Linked DNA regions of Homo sapiens: region 2 is linked to region 1. A link is an interaction called in ENCODE POLR2A ChIA-PET data of the cell type or tissue named here. Cell type or tissue: GM12878. All regions are shown on one strand. Links, peaks and the distances in the headings refer to the core of each region. The heading gives the core; the rest is flanking DNA. Region 1 overlaps CLNS1A (chloride nucleotide-sensitive channel 1A). Region 2 overlaps PAK1 (p21 (RAC1) activated kinase 1).

Evidence for each region. Peaks named below come from ENCODE experiments on the same cell type or tissue, not always from the same donor. Only the 100,000 strongest peaks of a DNase experiment are listed, where the experiment ranks them.
Region 2: POLR2A ChIA-PET joins it to region 1 with 6 read pairs; 3 of 35 experiments call an interaction of 5 or more read pairs at or near these places.

What each region holds. Positions count from the first base shown.
Region 1 is chr11:77,628,634-77,633,031 of GRCh38, forward strand. CLNS1A (chloride nucleotide-sensitive channel 1A) reads right to left here. Exons shown (of 7, transcript NM_001293.3): 2 at 1,130-1,266. Among named protein-coding and RNA genes, the nearest start is that of CLNS1A, 7.0 kb to the right of the region's middle. In GM12878, for the core only: no CTCF peak of the experiment used is centred there; DNase peaks (open chromatin) are centred at 1,988 and 2,548; H3K4me3 peaks cover 668 bases; H3K27ac peaks cover 1,000 bases.
Region 2 is chr11:77,352,380-77,356,777 of GRCh38, forward strand. It overlaps PAK1 (p21 (RAC1) activated kinase 1), which reads right to left. Exons shown (of 15, transcript NM_002576.5): 7 at 3,289-3,463; 8 at 1,157-1,220. Among named protein-coding and RNA genes, the nearest start is that of GDPD4, 53 kb to the left of the region's middle. In GM12878, for the core only: no CTCF peak of the experiment used is centred there; a DNase peak (open chromatin) is centred at 1,934; H3K27ac peaks cover 514 bases.

The DNA.
Region 1 (4,398 bases), core at 109-4,108:
CTGAATATAAATGATCATATTATATCTGGAACCATATTAAAATCTAAATTTGAAAGAGCAATAGCCTTGTAGGTAACTTCATAGGATTGTCTCTTACACACTACTTCAAAGAAAAGCAACCCGTTATTTTAAACATGAGCATCTTCACTAGACTTTTACAAGTCTTTGCAATTATCCCAAAGCAAAACTTGAGAATCTTTATATCCTACAGTTTCTCAACCTTGGCACTACTGACATTTGGATGGAATAATTCTTTGTTGTGGGGGACCATCTGTGCATAGCAGAATATTTAGTATAATAATAGCATCCTTGGCATCTAACTGCTAGACACCAATAATACCCTTCCTCTTTCAACCAAAATGTCACTGCCAAATGTGGGGGAATGGTGAGGTTGGTGGAGGCCCATGGAAAATATATCCCCCCTACAACCACTGAGACCCACTACTGAAACAAAACAAAACAGTTCTATCTTAAATTATGAGAAGCACAGGGTATACTGATCCAAGCCCCTAAGGGTGCCTTTTAAAAAGAGAAAGGCAGAATAAACAGTGAAACTTTAGAGGAAAAGCTAGAAATACATATCCATAATAAATGAAGAATTCTAAGTGTAAATATAGAGAAATATATACAGACACACATGAACATCCATTGTGAAAACTTCAAGTGTCCAAGTTGCTGTGCTGAAATTTTGCTTAATAAACTACTACCCAAAATGAGTCAATGGCCTCAATGTTACATTGATTATTATCAAAGACTCTTTTTTTTCTTTTTTTTTTTTTAGACGGAGTCTCACTTTGTCGCCCAGGCTGGAGTGCAGTGGCATGATCTCGGCTCACTACAAGCTCCACCTCCCAGGTTCACACCATTCTCCTGCCTCAGTCTCCTGAGTAGCTGGGACTACAGGCGCCCACCACCACGCCTGGCTAATTTTTTGTATTTTTTAGTAGAGACGGGTTTTCACCGTATTAGCCAGGATGGTCTCGATCTCCTGACCTTGTGATCCGCCCGCCTCGGCCTCCCAGAGTGCTGGGATTACAGGCGTGAGCCACCGTGCCCGGCCTCAAAGACTCTTTTTTAAAATATAATTTGCTATCAAAGGAGGCATTAGATTAAATTACACCATACATACCTTCAAATTTGGCATTCACCATAACATACAAATGCTCTCCTAGACAGTCACTTCGGTCCCTGGATAATGCATGTAAACTAATGGTGGGGTATTCCAGTGAGAATCCTAATCCAGAGCCATCTAACCAAGACAGGCGGCTGAAAAACATGTTTTAAGTAGATTATTTTTAGAAAGTAAATCCTCATGTAAGACCACAAAGTATATAAAAGTTCAGCTTGGACACCTTTATGCATATAAATAAATTCAAGTTTACTTTTTTAGAAACGTTCATAAAATAAGAAAATTCAGTAGTGGAAACTGAGTTTTCTTTAAGATCAATTCTGTTACGGTCTCTTTCCCTCTAGCTATAAATTCAAACAGACTTGAAATTCCATTTTCCTCAGTCACATGTATGTTTCTATGACTTTCATGCTTACTCTTTTTTGGTATGTCTTCAAATACCCTCTTTGCTTTTGCAAATCCTCCCCTCTTCCATGAGGCCTCCCTTCAACTACACCAGTCCATAAAGATCTCTTCCTTTTCTGATTTGCAAATTTTAGCACTTAACTCTGTGGTAATGAGTCTTATATGTGCCCTTATGGAATGTGAACTATCGGACAGCAGAACTTGTCACATTCCTTTATTAACATCCTTCAAAACCGTTAACAAAGAGCTCAGGAGTTAAGTATGCAATAAATCCTTGGTAATCATGCATTTCTCCATGAATCCTACACTAAAAGACATATATATGAAATGGCTGTAATCACACTCACCGCAAGTCAGGAAATAATTATTACCCTGAGAGACAGATTCCCTGAAGCCTTTCATTTATTCAACGTCTTTAAGAGAAAGCCACAGAAAAGCTAGATCTAGTTTTCCCTCAAATGTGGTCAAATGCAAATATTTTATTGGTGTAACAAAGGAAACACATCACCAAAATCAGTATTTTGAGCTTTCAGTAGAGGCTAGCTAATTTTCTGATAATACTTCATCCATCTGGAGCTGTACCACTTAGCAGAAAAAAAGTAAAAAATCCTGAAGAAGTCAAAAAAAAAATGTTAATGCAATATAGTGGTTGCCTAGGGCTAGAAGGAAATAGGGAATGTCTGCTACTGGGTACCAGGTTCTTTTTGGGGTGAAGAAAATATTCTAAAATGGTGGTGATAATTGCACAATTCTGTAAACAGACTAAAAACTAGTGAATTGTATGTTTAAATGGTTAAACTGTATGCTATATGAATTATTTTTAAAAGTTAATGAAGTAAGACCCCTGTATCATTCTATATTCTATACAATTTTAACAAGCCTGGCTGTCTAATTTCTAACCAAGCAAAAACAAAAGTAAAACAGGAGAACCTAGGACTGCCTTGGGCAGGAACAATGACAGTGTGACAGTCTGAGATCACTCATGTTCAGTGGAAGGGGAGGATGAACTTTCCACCTCAGTTCCCCTAAATGAAATCAATGTCTAACCACATGACCCTCAGTTACCGAAAGCATTACCAAAAACAAAGGCAGATTATTAGATTGTGGTGATAACTGTACAACTCTGTAAATATACTAAAACTTACGTAATTGTATACTTTTTTTTTTTTTTTTAGACAGAGTCTCGGTCTGTCGCCCAGGCTGGAGTGCAGTGGCGGATCTCGGCTCGCTGCAAGCTCCGCCTCTCGGGTTCACGCCATTCTCTTGCCTCAGCCTCCCCAGTAGCTGGGACTACAGGCGCCCGCCACCACACCCGGCTAATTTTTTGTATTTTTAGAGACGGGGTTTCACCGTGTTAGCCAGGATGGTCTGGATCTCCTGACCTCGTGATCCACCCGCCTCGGCCTCCCAAAGTGCTGGGATTATAGGCATGAGCCACCACACCCTGCCCCTAATTGTATACTTTCAAAAGGCAAAAGTAAGAATATATGCACTGTCATGTGGAAAGATTTCTATCCAACATTCTTATTAAAAAAAAAAAAGTAAAGGAAAACTAGGAAGCTTATAAGTGATAAATCTTTGTTTTTTTGAGATGAAGTCTCACTCTGTCACCCAGGCTGGAGTGCAGTAGCATGATCTTGGCTCACTGCAATCTCCACCTCCAGGGTTCAGGCGATTCTCCTGCCTCAGCCTCCCAAGTAGCTGGGATTACAAGCGTGTGACACCACGCCTCGCTAATTTTTGTATTTTTAATAGAGATGGGGTTTTGCCATGACGGCCAGGCTGGTCTCAAACTCCCGACCTCAGGTGATCTGCCACCTCGGCCTCCCAAAGTGCCAGTATTACAGGCGTGAGCCACTGCGCCTGGCCTAAAAGTGATAAATCTTAAAGAGCTAAAAGTGATAAAACCTCTACAAATTGTTTTCCAGAACAACTCATTCCTACTGGTTCCAAAGAAACATTGTATTATGTAATGAGGTTATGTGCTGTATGCATCTTTCCTGCCCACTGCTTTCCTTTTAATGTGGAGAGGAAATAATGCCCAAGTATCACGAGTCCCCTACAAAAGCTGTATTATTTTAAAGCAAATAAACTGCCCTTTTCTGATCTCAAAAATTTTCTGGCGTTATCACAATTCAGAAAGAAACATTCCAAATTTGGGTGTCCAAAATAATTTCAAATATCCAGAGCCATAAAACTTGAATGACTCAATGACGACATGGAAAAACTGAAACCTAAACATAGAATGAGTGCCTATCAAATTATGGCCTTCACTTTTAAAAGCCATCATAATACCTCTGTAATTCCTTACTAGTGCAGAGAGAATACAAATGCTCCTCTGCACAGCATTTGCTATGGAACTCTCATAATCTTTTACATGAACTGGGATTATGCATTCTATAGGACAGAAGCCAAGTTCCACACTTAAAAACACTTATTCTAATCGTTAAATTCTTTTTTTTTTAAATAAAAAAAGAAAAGAAACCCTAGGTTTCTGTATTTTACTTTTTCAGATTTACAAATGCAAATCATATATTAATATTCACAGATATTTTTAAATGGGAAAACAACTTACTTTCAACAACTTATTTTTTCCAACAGCATGTTACTATGTTAAAAAAGATTTGACATTATAAGCCGAGCGTGGTGGCTCAGGCCTATAATTTTGGGAGCATTTTGGGAGGCCGAGGTGGATGGATCACCTGAGGTCAGGAGTTCCAGACCAGACTACCAACATGGCGAAACCCTGTCTCTATTAAAAATACGAAAATTAGCTGGGTGTGGTGGCAGGCACCTGTAATCCCAGCTACTTGGGAGGCTGAGGCAGGAGAATTGGTTGAATCCAGGAGGCGGAGGTTGCAGTG
Region 2 (4,398 bases), core at 257-4,256, 280 kb before region 1:
CATGTGTCACATAACGACGTTTCAGTCAACGATGGACCGCATATGATGGTGGTCCCATAAGATTATGATGGAGCTGAAAAATTCCTATCACCCAGTAACACTGTAGCAGTTGTAACGTCATAGCACAATTACTTTGTTTTTTAATAAATGTACAGTCTAAGTGTACAGGGTTTATAAAGTCTACAGTAGCGTACACAGTAATGTCCTAGGCCTCGACATTCACTCACCACTCACTGACTCACCTAGAGCAACTTCCAGTCCTACAAGCTCCATCCATGTTAAGTGCCCTACATAAATATACCTTTTTTTTATCTTTTATGCTGTATTTTTACCGTATCTTTTCTATGTTTAGATATACAACCACCATTGTGTTATAATTGCCTACAGTATTCAGTACAGTAACATGCTGTACAGGCTTGTAGCCTAGGAGCAAGAGGCTATACCATATAGCCTAGGTGTGTAGTAGGCTATACTATTTAGTTTTGTGTTCACTCTATGACGCTCACATGACAAAACTGCCTAAGGATGCACTTCTCAGAACATATCCCCTTTGTTAGGCAACATATGACTATACAATTGTTTGCCTATCTTTTTCTGTTGACTTGAGGTCCTTGGAAGCAGAGATTGTCTCTGAATTCATAGTGCCTTGCACACAATAGGAACTCAGTTAAGACTTGCTGAATTCATTACACTGAGGGCAGCATATAAGATACAGAGAAGGATGAATGCAAGAAGGATAAATTCTGGCATCTACCTAGAAAAACAGGTCCTATCACAGTAGTAGAAGGATTTATAGTTTTGGGTCTTCCATTTTATATTAGTGCTGGTGGATCTCAGCACTAGGACAAACAGGGTTCATCCGGAAAAGCAGAGTTGTAATTTGGGAAGTTGGTTTTGTGCTAAGAAAAAAAACCGTTCTCTCACTGTCACTGCAGGGGTATTTTTAGCAACATGGTCAGCTAATGGCATCTCTCTCATATTAAGCATAATTCTGCCAAATCTCAAGTCAGTCTCACATAACAACTCCAGATGGGTGAGGGGTAAAGTGGAGAAAGAAGAACAAGGTTTATGAGAGGCAAAAAAAAAGCAAAATCATATATGCCGGCACACACACTTTAAAGTCATTTCTCCAGGGAAAGAAAATGCCCCTACTAACCCTTGTCCAATCTTCTCAAACCGTGTATATTTCTTCTTAGGATCGCCCACACTCACTATGCTTCCTTTGAAAGAAACAGAGACCATGAATCATTTTTTCCCAAATCAAGATACAAAAAAGGTTCCACATTTCCCCAACCCCTGTAGCTGGCAAGGGTTAAAGAACTACCTCCAATAGCCAAAAAGCATGCTAAACAGGCCCTCAGCTTTTCCCCCATAAGTCTCAACCAAAAGTTTCATCACCTTGACTGCTTTGATTCATAGTAAGCTATTCCATTTCTAAACTCCTAAAAGTCATTCATTTTTTAATTAATCCATTCAGTAAATATTTACTCATTTAATACGCACCAAGCCATATGTTGTGTTAGGAATGAAGAGATATGACACAGTCAAGGCAGTCCCTGCTCTCAAGAAGGTCAATTTCATGGAGGAGACAGATAAGTAAGCATAAAGTTCCATGAAAATATAATAATTGCTGTGATAAAAGCCAAAGGGGTACAGAAAGAGGCACACACACACAAAAAAAAGACTGGAAAAACTTCAGAAAGGTGATATATGGACTGATTTCCACTTTAAGTAAAAGCCAGAGAGATAAAGTAGAGAAGAGGTTTACAACAAAGAATATTTCAAGTGCAACGACATAGAGGTTTTCCACTGGGTTTTATAACTTGTATTTTAGAGATGGAGAAATTGAGGCCCACAGAAGGGAAGAAGATACTTCCCCCCCAAGGTCACACAGCAAATTGGTGTCAGAGCTAAGATTAGGAGTTTCATTTTTAGTCTCCCGGTCCAATGTGCTCTCCATTAATACCCAATTACTAGGAATTGGTACTTTTCACATATATTACCTCATTTGATTTGCAAATGAGACAAGTATTAACATCCCTATTTTAAAAATGAGAAAAATGAGGTTTAGAGAACAGTAGAAAATTGCCTAAGACACAAGTCAGTGGCTGAGCAGAAGCTTCAACTCAAGTGTCCTAACTCCCAGGCCAAGTCTTAATTCTAAGTCATAATTCTAAGTGTTATTGTTAAAACAAAACAAAACAAAAAACTCTGGTTTAGAGAACAAGACTACATACAGGAGTAAACAGATGACTAGGTAAGTGGCTTTTCTTACTTTGTCATTTTATGAGGGATCCAGAAAAGGGCAATTTTTAAAACAGTGAAAATTTGTTTTAAAGTCATATAGGAATTAATCAGGAAGAACTAGAGAACCACAAAGCAATGCCAGTTTGCAGACGTCGCCAAATCGGTCACATCAAATCCTTTTTGGAAGTAAGTAGATACAGTGAATAAATTAAAGCCCTTGTCAAATGATTCTTCCAAGCCCACAGATCAACCTAGTTCTTCCTTCTAACATGAATTCTTCTGCAGTTTACTGAAACACAGAAATAAGCTACCCTAACATACCCCCATTTCTGGCAGCTAAAGAAAGTAAAATGGAAGTTTCCACTTGACAGCAAGAGGCAGTATGCTCTACTTACAGGAACAAAAACTGTGTTCTAACCTCAGCCATGTCACTTTTTAGCTGCGTGATTTTGGGCAGGATATTTAGCCTCCCTGAGCCTCAGATATCTTCATTGCAAAAATTAGGATCATAATGCTTTTCTTCACAGGGTTAATAAGAGAATTAAATTTAAAAAAAATCAAGAAAATATTTTGCTTGTCATTTGATACATACTATAGGTTCATAAAATGTTAACTTCCCTTCCCTCTTTTCCTACAACCAAGATGGCAGATGCGTCTTCTCCTAGGTCAATGGCAAAACATCAATAATTGATCACAGTGCCCTTTTCCACTAGGTCCTCAGTCTTTCTCAACATGGCATTCTAGGCTATTCATTAGAGAAAAACTATTTGTCTTCGCTATAATACATGCCTAGGGGTGAGGGATGCCCTGCCCTCAAAGTAAGCTATCCACACTCTCACCACATCTCCATCCTAACATAGTATCCAACCAGGGCTGTGAGACAGGGAAGGGAGGTTCAGGGGCAGGGTGAGGAGAAGCAGTCTGTGCCTAAGGTACCAAGCATGGCCAGCCAGCTGCATGGACCAAGCCTACGACCAGCAAATCTCTGTGCTTGACCAGTCATAAAACGAAGAAAGGTTCAGAAAGCTACAAATTCCTTACGTAATTTCTCCAAGATCTCCTCATCAGACATTTTAGGCTTCTTCTTCTGCTTCTCAGTATTCCGGGTCAAAGCATCTGGTGGAGTGGTGTTATTTTCAGTAGGTGAAATGGGAGATGTAGCCACGTCCCGAGTTGGAGTGACAGGAAGTGGTTCAATCACAGACCGTGTGTATACCTGCATTATTAGTGCAAAATTTTGGCAAGACCAGCCTTTGTTAGCATAGGGGAACCTCTCCTAGATGTGAGGTTAGAACATCCACAGAGCAAACCCCAATAAACTCATCCTTTCTCTTATGTCAAAATCTATATTACTCCTCCTCTGTGCCCAGGCCCACCCATTCTGGGTAAAATGGCCTTCCTTACTCTCACTGTAAACAAAAGAAGTGAGAGTCTCAGCACTAAAGATATTCAATAGAGGCTAGACAACTATCAAAAGAAATTAGTTAAAGACAATTCTATTAGATAAGAATCCCCTTCATCTGTAATATTTTATGCTTCCCCAAGCTAAAAGAAATATCCTGTATTCCCCAAGCTAAAAGAAATATTCTGTAACAAAAGAAATTAGTTGAAGACAATTCTATTAGGTAAGAATCCCCTTCATTTGTAATATTTTATGCTTCCCCAAGTTAAAAGACATATCCTGTAGTAATGCAAATAGCACTTTGCATTACTAGTACAACACCAACTTCTATTGAGTTACTCCCTCCTTACATCCTGAACCCTTGCAGGGAAGGAACTACTTTTGTTCTTCATCAAGAGGTAGTAGAGTGTGATGATTTAGAACATGGACTCTGGAACCTGACTGCCTGAACTTAAATCCCAACTCTTATTATTCTTACCTTCTGCATGACTTTGGGCAGGTTACTTAACTTCTCTGTGTTTCAGTTTCCTCATCTATAAAATGGTGATAATAATGATAACTATCTTTTGGGGTTGCTGTAGGAGTAAACTGATTAATATGTGAGGTAATCAGACTCATCCCCAGCAGACATTAAGCACTCAAATTTTACCTTTTAAAAATATTAAATGTCCTATTCATTCATTTACATAACAAACATTTACTGAGAATCTATTTGTTGCCTCACCCTGTACAAAATGCTGCCCCAACCT